Regions from separate parts of the Homo sapiens genome. Here region 2 is linked to region 1. Evidence: read pairs that join two places in POLR2A ChIA-PET (ENCODE). Cell type or tissue: Panc1. All regions are shown on one strand.

Region 1 (8,000 bases):
GGACACAGGAAGGGGAAAGTCACACACCGGGGCCTGTCATGGGTGTGGGGGGAGGGATAGCATTAGGAGATATACCTAACGTTAAATGAAGAGTTAATGGGTGCAGCACACCAACATGGCACATGTATACATATGTAACAAACCTGCATGTTGTGCACATGTACCCTAGAACTTAAAGTATAATTTTAAAAAAGTATTTTTAAATAAAAGCCCAATAAAAAAACAAAAAAACAAATGAGTTCTATATAACCACACAATAGAATAATACTCAGCCATAAAAAGGAATCAAGTGCTGATCCATGCTACAAAATGGATGAACCTTGAAAACACTATTCTACGTAAAAGAAGCCAGGTGCGAAGGATCATATATTGTGATGCCTTTTCTAGGGCATATCCAGAATAGGCAGATTCCCAGAAACAGAAAATATATTGCTGGTTGCCAGGGGCTGGGAAAGAGGGGAATGGGAATGACTACTATTGGGGACAGAGATTCTTTCGGGGGGTGACAAAAATGTTCTAGAATTATATGGTGGTGATGGTTGCACATCATTGGAATACACTGAAAACCACTGAATTGTGCCCTTTGAAAGGGTGAATTTTATGATATGTATATTATATCTCAAAAGCAATCATAGGGCATAAATTACCTTGATCAGCTTCCTTTCTGAGAGCAAACATTAACTGGGAGGAGAAAGTAAATTCTTCCGGGCACGGTGGCTCACGCCTGTAATCCCAGCACTTTGGCGAGCGGATCAACTGAGGTCGGGAGTTCGAGACCAGCCTGACCAACATGGAGAAACCTCGTCTCTACTAAAAATGCAAAATTAGCCAGGCGTGGTGGCGCATGCCTGTAATCCCAGCTACTCAGGAGGCTGAGGCAGGAGAATCACTTGAACCCAGGAGGCGGAATTTGCAGTGAGCCGAGATTACACCATTGCACTCCATTATGGGCAACAAGAGCAAAACTCCATCTCAAAAAGAAAGAAAGAAAGAAAGAAAATATAGATGAGTGAAGCCTCTGCATGGTCTGGATTCATGTTTGAGGCATGTCCTACACCACCATCCATGGACTCTTGTCAAATTGCTGCTATTGTCAATGAAAACATCCACATGGCCTATGCTCCATCCCAGTGGGAAAAAGATACTCCCTGGCCTAGCGCTATTCCACCTCTAAACATCTGCGATTCCGCAGGTTCTTAGTTTACTTCTGTAGGGAAGTGCTCACATTTGTTTCTTATTGGAACATTTGGGGGAAAAATGTGTATGAGAAGAGCCAAAAGGAACATCAACTTGGGAACACCCTTTTGGAAATGAGGATGGAGCTGTGGCTTAGACTTCAAGGAAGCTGTTGAAACCTAACACAGGATGAGGCCCCCAAAGAAAGCTGGTGGTTGAACCCCAGGATTCGGCAGTCCAGTCACTGCTTACAAGAGTTGCTATTCCTCAGGGCATCTCCTTGCTTCCATTTCTTTCATTTGTCCTTACGGGGATAGTGGGTGAAATCGAGGAGGAGAAACCAAGGGGTCCCCACTGTGAAGGTAAAGAACAGAATTTTTGGCCAGGTGTGGTGGGGGCAGAAGGCAGGAGGATTGCTTAAGCCCAGGAGTTTGAGAGCAGCCTGGGCAACATGGCAAAACCCCATCTATACAAAAAAATACAAAAATGAGCTGGCCATGGTGGCATGCACCTGTATTCCCAGCTGTTTGGGAGGTTGAGGTGGGAGAACCACCTGAGCCTAGGAGGTCAAGGCTGCAGTGATCTGTGATTATGCCACTGCACTCCAGTGTGGGCGACAGATCAATACTGTCCAAAAACAAATAAACAAACAAAAAAGAGAATTTTTTTTTTTTTTTTTTTTTAGAGAGACATTTTCTTGCTCTGTCGCCCTGGCTGGAGTGCAGTGGCATGATCATAGCTCAGTGTAGCCTGGAACCCCTGGCTTCAAGCAATCCTCCCACCTCAGCCTCCCAAGATGCTGGGATTATAGGTGTGAGCCACCGTGCCTGGCCCCAGAATAAATTTTATACCAGAATGTACAGTGGCAAATGCGAGAATGAACTGACGAGGGAAGGAGGGTGAGATTATAGAACTGCAAAGTAATTGAGTCATCTGGAGATCAGATTCAAGAAGGAAAAGGAGGCTGGGTGTGGTGGCTCATGCCTGTAATCCCAGCACTTTGGGAGGCTGAAGTGGGCAGATCACCTGAGGTCAGGAGTTCGAGACCAGCCTGACCAACATGGCAAAACCCCGTCCCTATTAAAAAATACAAAAATTAGCCAGGCGTGGTGGTGGGTGCCTACCCTAATCTTATTATGCAAGTGAATTCTCCCTTTGTCTGGTGCCATCTTTTCTGCTCCTTAGTGTACACGTGGCTGGCAGAGAAGGGAAAATGGATCTGCCATGCTGAACATGTCTAGCTCCTAGTTCCTGCTCGCATTCACCTGTGCAAGCTCCCAATTTGCTTGTCTATGTCTGCAGACTTTACACACTGCTCTTTGTTAGAAAGTGATTTGGGACTGCTTTTCATTAAAAAGAAAAAGCCTTACTGAGGACTTCCATACCCTCACTATCTGCTTAAGTGATTTCTTCCTAACTCCTATATCAATGTCTCTCGTTTTCCGTAAGATAAAAAGGAAACTCCCTAACAAAAAGGGACTTACATAGTTTAGAAAGGACCACCACCATTTAGAAAGGACATTTGGACCAGGTGTGGTGGCTCACGCCTATAATCTCAGTGCTTTGGGAGGCAGGAGGTGAGAAGATCCCTTGAGCCCAGGAGTTTGAGGCTGCAGTAAGCTATGATGGTGCCACTGCACTCCAGCCTGAGCGACAGAGCAAGACACAGTCTCAAAAAAGCCCGGGCGCAGTGGCTCACGCTTGTAATCTCAGCGCTTTGGGAGGCTGAGGTGGGTGAATCACCTGCGGTCAGGAGTTCAAAACCAGCCTGGCCAACATGGTGAAACTCCGTCTCTACTAAAAGTAGAAAAATTAGCCAGGCATGGTGGCATGATCCTGTAATCCTAGCTACTCGGGAGGCTGAGAGACGAGAATGGCTTGAACCCAGGAGGAGGAGGCTGCAGTGAGCCAAGTTTGTGCCACTGCACTCCAGCCTGGGCGACAGAGTGAGACCCCGCCTCAAAAATAAATAAATAAATAAATAAATAAATAGACATTTGATCACCTGTAAAATATTCCAAGGCAAAAATTTTGCGAGGAGAATTGAGATGACAAAAATCTCTCCACTGTAATCCTCAAAGACACAACTTTTGAAATTTAGAAAAAGTGTGTTACTAACAGCGAGAATTCATGACACGCCCTAAAAAATATATGGGGATAAAAAATGGGAGCCTCTGATTTAGTCTTGCGGTTGCACCACACCAAGCCGGACAAGAAACAAACACTTCTCCATCTTCAGTGAGACAGGAAGCTGGTATGAAAGACGCCGTTTTAGTATGGCTAAAAAGACACGGCAATGCCAGCCAAGTAAAATACTTAGCGGAACTCGGGTGTGGACAGGAGAATGTAGGCTTGCACACGGGAGGTGGTGGAGTGAGCCTTCCACCTTGGGGAGCAGAGCCACGTTCCCGGGTTACTGAGCTGAGCTGGGCGGTTACTCAGCCTACAAACACAGGTTTCCCAGCACTTGAACTTGAGACTCCTGAAACCGACAAGGTGGTTCAGAATTCCTTGGAGGAGCTGGGGAGATGGTATCATCTCTGTCACTTGTGGGACTAAAGACCATTTCATTTTGCCCAGCAATAGCCTAGAATCTGGCACCTGTAGGACTAAAGACCGGGAATAGCCTGGAAGAAGTGGGTGGGGAGCGCCAGGCAGGGCAGACCAGATCGCAAAGGAAAAAACCCTGGCGTGCAAGCACCGATAGGAGAGGAAATGTTTGCTCAGCTGTAAAGGAGGGAGAGAAAAGGGAGAAAGCACAGGCGGCGTGGCAGGTAAGTGTGATCACGCGTGAGACAGAACCACTGTGAAAAATTCTCCGATTCTCCCACGGCAAAAGCCTCAGCCAAGCCAACGGCAGATAAAGGAATCCGAGGCTGATCGCCAACGACCGGAGGTTAAAGACACAGGAAGAGTTCAGAAGTTCAGGAAAATAAAAGCAGATTACCATTCAAGGGTTCTGTGAAGCAGAGAAAAGGTGAAATGACAGGAGGACCTGAGAGTGGCCGGGGTGGGGGCGGGGAGGAAAGCGATCATTCCAGGTAAATTCCACCCGGAGGTGCGGCTGGAGAGGCAGGGAGCCAAGGCGCGCAGGTAGCGGGGTGCGCCCTCTTCACTCGGAGCACCCTGTCGAGCAGAGCAGCTCTAAGCAAGGCCAGGCTGGAGGGAAAAGTGCAGGACTGTGCTTCTGGGCGGCCTTCATTTTTATACCATGGGGAAAAAAAATGCCCAGCTGATTTTAATTTTCTTCTTCTTCTTCCTTCTTTTTTTTTTTTTTTTTTTTTTTTGTTTTTTGAGACGGGGTCTCTGTCTCCCAGGCTGGAGTGCAATGGCGCGATCTCGGCTCACTGCAACCTCCGCCTCCCGGGTTCAAGCGATTCTCCTGCCTCAGCCTCCCGAGTAGCTGGGATTACAGGCGCCCGCCACCACCCCCGGCTAATCTTTCATATTTTTAGTAGAGACGGGGTTTCACCAAGTTGGCCAGGCTGGTCTCAAACTCCTGAGCTCAGGCAATCCGCCCGCCTTGGCCTCCCAAAGTGCTGGGATTACAGGCGTGCGCCACCGCGCCCAGCGGAGTATGGTAGACATTTGCGTTTGTTAGCTCAGTAGCCTCAGAAACCCTGAGAGGTAGAGCTCAACACAGAAGCAGCTCAGAGCAGCTCGCAGCCTTTCCAAGTCTGGTGGCTGGGGGAAGACCCAGCTGGGATTCGGCTGACTTCTGAGCCTTTTACCTCTTTACGGCTCTGACACCCTAGAGCACCAACACAGCTGCCTCTGAGTGTATTTTGAGACATTATATTTGTAAACTGCATGTAACTTTCTGAATGAAGTTTTAGAAGCAGATGGCACACCCTCACCAGCTCATTTCTTGCCAGTATTCTCAATTGTCGGCACCAGAGAGTCAGTCAGATACTGCTTTGGAGACAGAAAATATTGCCGGGCAAGGTAAAATCTTTAGCCTTTGACTCTTCAGTAAACACAAACTAATGAGAAACCTAGGTCTTATTTTGCCAATAAGCAGAGACTGGAACACTCAATAATAGTGAGAGAAAGAACAGATCATGCAAATGAGGAGAACTGATGATGTTGCCAAGTGAAGCTAGGTGAAGAGGATTAACAGAAGCGATTCTTCCTCTTCCTGTCTCTCTCTTTTTTCGTGAACTATATGAGGATGCCAGGAGGGTTAAGACAAAGACCATGCTTTTTTTTTTTTTTTTTTTTTAGACAGAGTTTCACTCTTGTTCCAAGGCTGGAGTGCAATGGCGCGAGCTCGGCTCACTGCAACCTCCACCTCCCAGGTTCAAGCGATTCTCCTGTCTCAGCCTCCTGAGTAGCTGGGATCACAGGCATGTGCCACCACGCCCGGCTAATTGTTTTGTATTTTTAGTAGAGACGAGGTTTCTCTATGTTGGTCAGGCTGGTCTCAAACTCCTGACCTCGTGATCTGCCTGCCACAGCTTCCCAAAGTGCTGGGATTACAGGAGTGAGCCACGGTGTCTGGCCAAATTTTCTTTTAAGTAGCTTAAAGTCACAGGGGAAAACAAAACTATTCACATAGACTTTTTCTTTGTTTGAATTGGCAAATGCCACCAAGAGTCCAGAAGCTACAAGGAAGCGGTGACAATGGTAGCCTGTGTGGCTACCCTTTGTACCTTTTGAATTCTCTACAAAGTTTTTAAATTTGTTTAAAAAAGAGAATTCATGTTCCAGACTTAAGGTTGCTTTAAGGAACAGACAGGGAAGGACATAAACACATCATCCTTCTGTTGATCCAGACTGGAGATGCTTTGAAATGGACAACGTCTAAAAGAGGGAGCTATGCTTTCCAAGCTTGGGTCCAAAGATGGAGGCTGTGCTGCTGAAGCTGTAAAGAGAGAGGGACAGGAAGTGAATGGATTTGTTACAATCCTGTTTTTTTCTTTTCTTTTCTTTTCTTTCTTTTTCTTGAGACAGGGTCTCTCTCTGTCACCCAGGCTGGAGTGCAGTGGCACCATCATGACTCACTGCAACCTTGACCTCCCGGGCTCAAGTATTCCCCCCACCTCAGTCTCCCAAGTAGCTGGGACTACAGGCGCATGCCACTGTGCCCCGCTAATTTTTACATTTTTTGTAGACACGGGGTTCTCACCATGTTGCCCAGGCTGGTTTCAAACTCCTGAACTCAAGCGATCCTTCTACCTTGGCTGGACAAGTCATGCCTGTAATCCCAGCACTTTGGGAGGTGGGATTTGCTTGGCCTAATCTTGGCAATTCTTAAAAGAAAATCTTTATAAACAGAAATTACAGGAGCGGTGGTTCACGCCTGTAGTCCCAGCACTTTGGGATGCTGAGACGGGTGGATCACCTGAGGTCAGGAGTTTGAGACCAGCCTGGCCAACATGGTGAAATCTTGTCTCTACTAAAAATACAAAGAATTAGCTGGGTGTGATGGCGGGCACCTGTAATCCCAGCTACTGTGGAGGCTGAGGCAGGAGAATCGCTTGAACTTGGGAGGTGGAGGTTGCAGTGAGCCGAGATCGCACCATTGCGCTCCACACTCCAGCCTGGGCAAAAAGGGTGAAACTTCGTCTAAAAAAAAAAAGATTTCTCTAAATTGTAACATCTTTATCAGTGGAATAGGGGCAGGAACCCACATGACAGGGCTGTTTGAAGGTTGAGATCATGTGGGTAAGGCTTCTTGGACAGCAGTGGGTGAAGCAGTAGCTTCCAGCATCATCCTAAAGCTGTCTCCGCAGGCAGGACGGCCAGGGTTCTGCCCATCTCACAGGTGGGCAGGATCTGCTGGTGCTCCCAGTGGTTCTGGAAAAGAGATGTGAAAAGTGCAGGCAACCCACCAATCAGTGAATAATTCCTGATTGCTTTCTGGCTGAGGTTATTGTTCTCTGCAGCCTTCTGTGGGAAATGAGTAGGATCTAAGTAATGGGAATTGGGGAACCTAAAACCGAAGTAAGTGATGGTCAGTAGAATCAGGACAGTTGGACAGCAAAGGGAGGAAAAAGGGAAGATCTTTGAGAGAAAAGCAGACAAGTTAAAGGGCATGATAGAGGTGCTTACGGATTCAGGGAGGGGAGAGGAAAAGGAAATTTATATGTCCAAGACAGAGAGTAAAAGTACATTCTAGGACTAGGTGGGGAATGACAAAAGCAGAAGAAATACAAAACTATCAAATGCCTGTGATAGTGTTTAGAAGCAATCAGAACAAGATCTGTGTGAATAAGAGGTCAGAAATGAGAAAATTGGGCCGGGCGCGGTGACTCACGCCTGTAATCCCAGCACTTTGGGAGGCTGAGGTGGGCGGATCATTTGAGGTCAGGAGTTTCAGACCAGCTGGCCAATATGGCAAAACCCTATTTTCACCAAAAATACAAAAATTAGCCAGGCATGGTGTTGGTGTGCCTGTAATCCCAGCTACTTGGGAGGCTGAGAGGGGAGAATCGCTTGAAAGCAGGAGGTGGAGGTTGCCGTGAGCCGAGATCACGCCATTGCACTCCAGCCTGGGCAACAGAGCAGGACTCCATCTCAAAAAAAAAAAAAAAAAAAAGAAAATCATATGAGCATATTTTTTAAAATGCATACAATAATATAAATACAAAAAATACTTGTAAGACATTTAGGGAGAATCAAGGCACCGTCTTGGTCAGGAATCCATAAGTGCTCCCTTTGTCCTGGTATTCAAGGCCTTCCATGATTTTGACCCAAATGCACCTAACCAGTCTCGGCCCTCACTACAATAAATAAAGTCATTTAGTAAAGCTTTCTTTGCCAGGCGTGGTGGCTCACACCTGTAATCCCAGCACTTTGGGAGGTTGAGGCAGGAGGATCAT
Region 2 (8,000 bases), 430 kb before region 1:
ATTTGGTAATCATCTCATCCTGTACTACCTCAAAATTATACTTTCCTAAAGATCCTGTCACTACATTCAGCCCCCTCCGCCACTAGCATAAGGGAGGATGGAAGCCAAGAAGAAATAGAAAACCGAACGGAAAAGCAAAAGACAGAGGCCAGCTCTCTTATTGCTGGTTTTCCTTTTTTGTTTCTATCTCCACAGTTTATTTTCGGTCAAAAATTCTGCCACCCACAGCTCTGTCTCCTTAGTTTTTTGGAGTGCCTGATGTAGTTTCAAAGTAATGTAACATTCCCATTCTCATCTTTTGCTCACTTTTTTTTTTTTTTGTTTTTTGGAGACAGGGTCTTGCTTGGTAGCCCAGGCTGGAGTGCAGTGGCATGATCTTGGCTCACAGGAACTTCTGCCTCCCAGGTTCAAGTGATTCTCCTGCCTCAGCCTCCCAAGTAGCTGAGATTACAGGCGCCCACCACCACACCTGGCTAATTTTTGTATTTTCAGTGGAGACATGGTTTCACCATGTTGGCCAGGCTGGTCTGGAACTCCTGACCTCCAGTGATCTGCCTGCCTTGGCCTCCCAAAGTGCTGAGATTACAGGCGTGGGTCACCACACCTGGCCTGTTCACTTCTATACAACAAATATTTCATGAGCTTCCACCATGTGCCAGAGTGTTGGGTGCTAAAAATACATGAGGCACTGATAAAATGGCCTGTGACTTTGTCACCTCAGCTACAGGCCACCCTATATGGTGTTTTATATTTTCAAGTAGATTATACACTCCCTGTGGACGGGAATCTAGATCTTCTAATTATTTTGAGCCAGGCAACAGGAGCTGGACAAACAGGAGATACTCAGTACCTGACTGAGTAGAATACATTGCTAAGAGTTGGGCTTAGCAGTAACTAATAAATTGATAATTAAGTGCCTCTTGTATGAAGAGATGAGTTAGAGGAGAGCAGTGGATTGACTTCCTTTAAGTCCTTACCAACGGGTCAGGTATTGTGCTAAGCACGGCCTCCTGACAATCCTGTGGTGTGCCTGCTCTTATTAGCATTGTCCCTCAGCTCATAGATGGGAGAAACAGAGGCTCAGAAGACAGACCCAAGATGTCTCACCTATTAAGTGAAATTGGAAGACCCAAGCTTTGAACACATGCAGCCTGACTCCAGAGCCCAGCTCTTGGTCGGTGATACAGTTTGACTCTGTGTCCCCACCCAAATCTCACCTTGAATTGTAATAATCCCCATGGGTTGTGGCAGGTAACTGAATCATGGGGTCAGGTTTTTTCCATGCTGTTCTCATTATATAAGTCCCACGAGATCTGATGGTTTTATAAAGGGCAGTTCCCCTGCACACACTCTCTTGCCTGCCACCACATAAGATGTGCCTTTGCTCTTCCTTCGCCTTCCACCATAATTGTGAGGCCTCCCCAGCCACATGGAACTGTGAGTCCATTAAACCTCTTTCCTTCATAAATTACCCAGTTTTAGGTATGTCTTTATTAGCAGCATGAGAACAGACTAATACAGCCCATATACTAAACTGACTCAGGATATGGAGGAGACCAGGGCCTCTCTCTCAGGCATGTGTGATATCATGGTGAAGAGTTTGATGTGGCTAAAGGCAGGCAGACAATTGCACACACACACACACACACACACACACGGGAGGGGCCACCTTCAGCTCCAGAACCCCGTGTGTTTTCTCTACCTTTGGGACTTTTCCTAGAGTTGAAAAAGTGTATCTCTTTCTTCAACTCTAATGTGAGAGTCATTGTCAAATAGAGTTTGCCCTTCTTTAGACCACTGGTCCAACACCTTAAATTACTAGAAGCGCTAAATTTGGTGACCAACTGAAGACGAAAAGGGGTAAAAATTTAAGTCCTCATTTTTAAGGCAGTTTTTTTTTTTTTTTTTTTTTTGAGACAGAGTCTTGCTCTTTTGCCCAGGCTGGACTGCAGTGGCCTATCTCGGCTCACTGCAAGCTCCACCTCCCGGGTTCACGCCATTCTCCTGCCTCAGCCTCCCGAGTAGCTGGGACTACAGGCGCCCACCACCATGCCCGGCTAATTTTTTGTATTTTTAGTACAGACAGGGTTTTACCGTGTTAGCCAGGATGGTCTTGATCTCCTGACCTCGTGATCCACCCGCCTCGGCCTCCCAAAGTGCTGGGAGGCAATTCTTTTATATCTCATGACATTATGGGGATACCTACATAATGTCCTCAGTAGCTGGGCCATGAGTGAACTGCAACATCACAATTTTGGGGGCTCCTGGGAGCAAACACTGCTGGTTAGCTAAATAGCAGAAGAGCCAGACACAACTGCCAGTGTTCCCCTTGTTTCCTCCTTAGTAAAAGCTGCTAAGAGAACTCTGTAACTGGGCACATGGCTGCCGGGAATAAAGACCACATATCCCAGCCTGCCTTGAACCGGGTGTGGCCACATGAGTAAGTTTTGGCTATGGGATATAAGCAGAAGTGGTGTGCACAGCTTCAGTGAAGTGCTTCATAAAGGGAAAAAGCATGTCCTTCTCTTACTCTTTTTTCCTTCCTGTTGGCTGGAATGCAGACGTGATATGGCTGGAGCTGCCATCTTGGACCAGGAGTTGAACTTAGCCACGGAGGCCATGCTCAGTGGAGCCACCCGATGGAGGGATCTGACACTGTGGAGTTCCATTCCAGCCTGGACTTCACACAAGAGAAATAAACATCTACCTGAGCCAGTATTACTAGGGTTTTCCAATACTGAAGCTGAGCTGAATCCTAAAGAATACACACTACTTTCCCCAACAAGATACATAACTGCCTTGCTTGCTGAGAAAAAAATTATAATCGCAGGTTCACTTTCCTAAATCAATGTAAGTAATAGCCTGGCCTGGCTCTTTTCAGGAGATCCTATCAGATCCTGAAGCAAAAGACTATTCCAGTCTTAATACCAGTATATCTGGGTTTTCTGCCCAGAGGAAAGTGCAATCATGACTTCTAAGGAAGCAAATGGTAATGGGTGCAGAGACTGTCAAGAAATTAGGTGGTGAAATCAGGCTGAGGTCATCTCATCTAATGTATATTTGGTGACCGTGTAGACCCAGAGATACACACTTCAAAGCAGCCATGTGGTATCCATATCTGTGTGCCTACTTTGGGTTCACACACCTGTGTTCTCTCCTAGTTGGTGCCACCTGTCACATCCAAGCCCATCATCACCTCCTGTGCTCATCTCTGCTGTCTCTTCTCCATGCCTTCACTCTGGCCATGCCCCCAGCCTCCCATTCCCTTTCCTGCATCTACTGTTCTCTCTCCTTGTAAAAGCTTTCCTTGCCCAATCCAGACCACATGGGTCCTTTTCTTGTCCCATCTCCTATAGAAGCTGTTACCAGTGCCCTGACTAACCCAAGGCCTTCCTCTGCCTGCTGGAGCTTAATAATTATTGAATGCATGAATAACTACACATGACAAATAAGGCCTCAGGTGTAAGAGTTCAAGCTAACAGGAAATGCTCTCCAAAGCACCCTCCGGAAAGCAGTTTTAAGAGAAAGAGATTCAACCTAAATGGTCAGGAGGATGCTCTTCCCAGGGGTTTGTTTCAATTAAAAATACAGGCATCTGCTGGGATTAAAAAGCAACAATCTAAAGAATTCATCCACCACCCCATCAGATTCTAGCCATTAAGACTGAGATCAGTTCAGATGCAAAGAGCAGAACGAGGCAAATTGTTCTCTACTGAAACAACATGAAATGCTTTCATACTTTGGGGTTGGTGACCCTAAAAACCTTGCACTTGGTTATCATTTTTTTCTCCTTATCCTGGACTTTGACTTCCTCTCCTGTATACTGTTAGAACACAGAAGGCAAATGCAAACATTTCTACAGTTCCTGACTCCTCGCCCATGTCAGAAACCCTTAGAAGCACCCACATACCACACAAGCTCAGACCTGTGGGCTTCTCTAGAGAAAGGCGTCATGACACAATCACATATTCAGCACTGACAGACTCTGTGAGGAAGATATGGGGGGCTTGGGGGTGGCTGCTCCCCCACCACACCTGACTCCATTTAATGCCCAACTGGAGTAATCATGACAGGTCAGCCTAGGTCACCTTGAGAGGGGCTGAGTCTGCAGTAGGGTGCGTCTGTCTGGCCTTCCTCGATAACACGAAGGTTGAGCTTTCTCTGGCTCACTCTGCACAGTAGCTTGGGTTAGAAAAGGCCAAGCAGGAGCTGAGGCAATCAATCAGAAAGTATTCAGTGAGCACTGTGAGAAATAAAAAGTTTAGGCCAAGCACAGTGGCTCATGCCTGTAATTCAAGCACTTTGGAAGGAATACTCGAGTCCAGGACTTCAAGACCAACCTGGGAAACATAGTGAGACTCTCATCTCTACAAAAATAATTTTTTTTAATTAGCTGGACATGGTGGTGTGCACCTGTAGTCCCAGGTACTCGGGAGGCTGAAGCAGTAGGCCAAGCTAGAGAGAGCTGTGATTGCACCACTGCACTCCAGCCTGGGTGACAAAGTGAGACTGTCTCAAAAAAAAGTTTAAAACCCATTTAAGGAATGTTTGACCTAATGCGATGGCTCCTAATCTACAGGGCATGATCCATTAGCAGTGGGCTGTGAAATCCATCCGGGGGTCTCTACCAGCATCTGTAAATAAAGCAGGGTGGACAGGAAGTATCAGGCATCATTTATGCAGTTTTGTGACACTCTGTGGCTCACGCCTGTAATCCCAGCACTTTGGGAGGCTGAGACGGGTGGATCACAAGGTCAGGAGATGGAGACCATCCTGGCTAACACAGTGAAACCCCGTCTCTAACTAAAATACAAAAAATTAGCTGGGTGTGATGGCATGCGCCTGTAGTCCCAGTTACTCAGGAGGCTGAGGCAGGAGAATCACTTGAACCTGGGAGGCGGAGGTTGCAGTAAGCTGAGACTGAGCCACAATACTCCAGCCTGGACAACAGAGTGAGACTTCATCTCAAAAAAAAAAAAAAAAAAAAAAAGTTGTTCTTTGTGTGGGCTACAGCCCAGAGCACATGGAAGCCACTGATTTCATACACAGTGGAGAGGGATCGCTGGTGTTTTTGTAAGAACTCCTCTTTTTATGTCTCTTGTGCATTCACCTTCCAAGAAACTCAGTCCCTGTCTGTACCATGTCTAGTACAACCTTCTGGTATCTTCACCATAGGCCACGAGTATACCCTTTGGACAGATAAGGAAATAAAGGTACAGAATAGAAATGACTTCTAGCCACTTCTAGCCGCCTAGAGAACATAGCCAAACTGATCGTGCCCAAATCAGGTGAGACCAAGAAACAGGCTCATGTGGTTCTCCCCAGACCATGAACATATTATCTAGCAGGCACCAGATAGAATGTGACCTCAGGAGGGAGAAGGTTTTGTTGGTTCACTGCTCCATCCTCAGTTCTTAGGATAGTTCCTGGCACAAAGTAGGCCCTCAATAAATATTAGCTCAGCAAATCATTATGACTTGATGATAGAATGAATTAGGACAATCCCCAAACTCAAAAATAATCTTTTACGGTCATGGACCATGTATTGAACCCAACAAAGAAATCATGTTTCATTGAGGTGCAAATGAATATACTCAGGTAGACTGAGAGAACAAAACAGAACCCAGAATGTATTTCTCTCCAGCTTGAAATGTTTTGATGGCATTCCATCATCTAGAATAACTCCCAGACTAGCCCATGATGTGTCTTCACAGCCGAGTTCCCCTCTTACTTTCCAGTGGCAACTTCCTCCTCCTTGCCCCATTTTGAACTTCATCCTTTGGCATTGATGAACGAATCCGAATTCTCCAGGTGCATGTGGCTATTTTATGACTTGGTGACACTGCAAATTCAGTGTTCTCTGCCTGAGATTCCAGTCATTTTGGGAGCCCAGCAATTTATCACCATCCTCCTTCAAGCCCCAGGCCAGGTGTGACCTCAAAGCCTTCCCTCACCACATGCCCTTAACCTCAACCTCTGCTGAGTAAATGAAGTTCTCATCCAGGTTACCACTGTACCATGTGCACATCCATGGGTTTATTTCTATCATCCTCTTGCAGTTCATCTGGTTAGATGTTTTACTCTGCTTTCCTTCAGATTTTGAGCTTCTTGAGGGCTACAGTTGATCTTATTCAAAGAATATCAAAGGAAGGAAGGGAGGGAGGGGTAATCCACACAGTCCTGTTGGACCCCGTATTAGGCCGTTTTCACACTGCTGATAAAGACGTACCCGAGACTGGGTAATTTATACAGGAAAAAAAAAGTTTAATGGACTTACAGTTCCACACAGCTGGGGAGGCCTCACAATCATGGTAGAAGGCAAGGAGGAGCAAGTCACATCTTACAAGGATGGCAGCAGGCAAAGAGCTTGTGCAGGGAAACTCCCATTTTTAAAACTATCAGATCTCATGAGACTTATTCACTGTCATGAAAACAGCACGGGAAAGACCTGACCCCGTGATTCAATCACCTCCCACCAGGTCCCTCTCACAACACACGGGAATTCAAGATAAGATTTGGGTGGGGACACAGCCAAACCCTATCAGACCCCCTCCCGCTCCACTAGCTCATGTCTTTATATCCCCAATACTACATCTGTAGGGATATACTGAGGAAATTAAACAAGATTAAAATACAGAGAGAATACAGGTACGATTAGAAGCAAAAGGAAAACAGAAGATCTGTGGTTGATTGTGTTTGAACAGGCATGCCACGGAGAAGTTATTAGCCTACTGCTCAGACACACACTGTTTAAACATGGGCAGAGTTTTCTCTGCTGTGAGTCTTACTGCTGCCTTGCTGGGGGACCACGAGCTGGGAGGACAGCTTGCTCAGCTCTACCCTGTGGAGCTGTGACTTCAGAAGAGCCACAGGGGGCCTCGAGGCACTCGGCCCCAGGCAATGCTCAGAAGCCTTGATCACAGAAGAAAAAAAACCTTTTGTGTAGGGAGAAGAAGAGAACAACATAAGTCTTTGGAAGCTAGACTTCCAAAGTGTCTAGAACAGGCACTGGCAAACTTTTTCAGTAAAGGCCGGATAATAAATATTTCAGCTTTGTGGGCCATCCCATTTCTGTTGCAACTACTCAACCATGACTCTGTAGCACAAAGGCAGCCACTGACAAGGACAATTAGTAAACAACTGAGCATGGCTGTGATCCAAAAACACCTTATTTACAGCCATCAATTTGAATTTCATACATTTTAATGCACAAAATATTCATTTTAACTACTAAAAAATTTTAAAAAGCACACTTAACTCAGAGGCCACACAAAAACAGGTACCAGGCCAGATTTAACTAGTTGATCAGATGTAGCTACAGGCTATAGTCTACTGGCCTCTGATCTAGTGAGGAGAAATTATGCTATGCAATGTCTACAAGTCACTCAGAAAATCAATACTCTAGTAGTTTACCCAGAATGCCCATTATCTGTCCTATCCCAAATTACTGGCTTGGCTATATTGAATTGAAACAAAGTGTTCATAAAAGACATTCAACTCAAATAGTTTTGATTTGGAATGATCCTGAATTTTCTTTCCATGATGTAGATTATCAAATTACGTCTTTGTCCATTTGTGTTGGTATAAAGGAACATCTGATGCTGGGTAACTCATAAAGAAAAGAGGTTTATTTGGCTCACAATTCTGCAGGCTGTACAAGAAGCATGGCGCCAGCATCTACTTCTGGTAGGGGCTCAGGAAGCTTCCACTCATGGTGGAAGGTGAAGGGAAGCTGGCATCACATGGTGAGAGAGAAAGCAAGAGAGAAGGGAGGCACCAGGCTCTTTTTAATAACCAGCTTTCATAGGAACTTACAGAGTGAAAACTCATTCATTCCCACGGAGATGGCACCAAGCCATTGACAAGGGATCCACCCCCATGACCCAAACACCTTCCATTAGGCGGCACCTCCAACGTCGGGGATCAAATTTCAACATGGAATTTGGAGGGGACAAACCAAACTATGGCAAATGGGATATAACACATATTTTATAAAATAT

The links. Peaks named below come from ENCODE experiments on the same cell type or tissue, not always from the same donor. Only the 100,000 strongest peaks of a DNase experiment are listed, where the experiment ranks them.
Region 2: POLR2A ChIA-PET joins it to region 1 with 5 read pairs; 3 of 35 experiments call an interaction of 5 or more read pairs at or near these places.

What each region holds. Positions count from the first base shown.
Region 1 is chr10:13,379,408-13,387,407 of GRCh38, forward strand. It overlaps LOC105376419 (a long non-coding RNA gene), which reads left to right and starts at 3,604. Exons shown (of 3, transcript XR_930671.3): 1 at 3,604-3,950. In Panc1, no CTCF peak of the experiment used is centred here; no DNase peak of the experiment used is centred here; H3K4me3 peaks cover 942 bases; H3K27me3 peaks cover 404 bases.
Region 2 is chr10:12,946,838-12,954,837 of GRCh38, forward strand. The region is part of intron 2 of CCDC3 (coiled-coil domain containing 3); the gene reads right to left. Among named protein-coding and RNA genes, the nearest start is that of CCDC3, 51 kb to the right of the region's middle. In Panc1, a CTCF peak has its summit at 2,638; no DNase peak of the experiment used is centred here.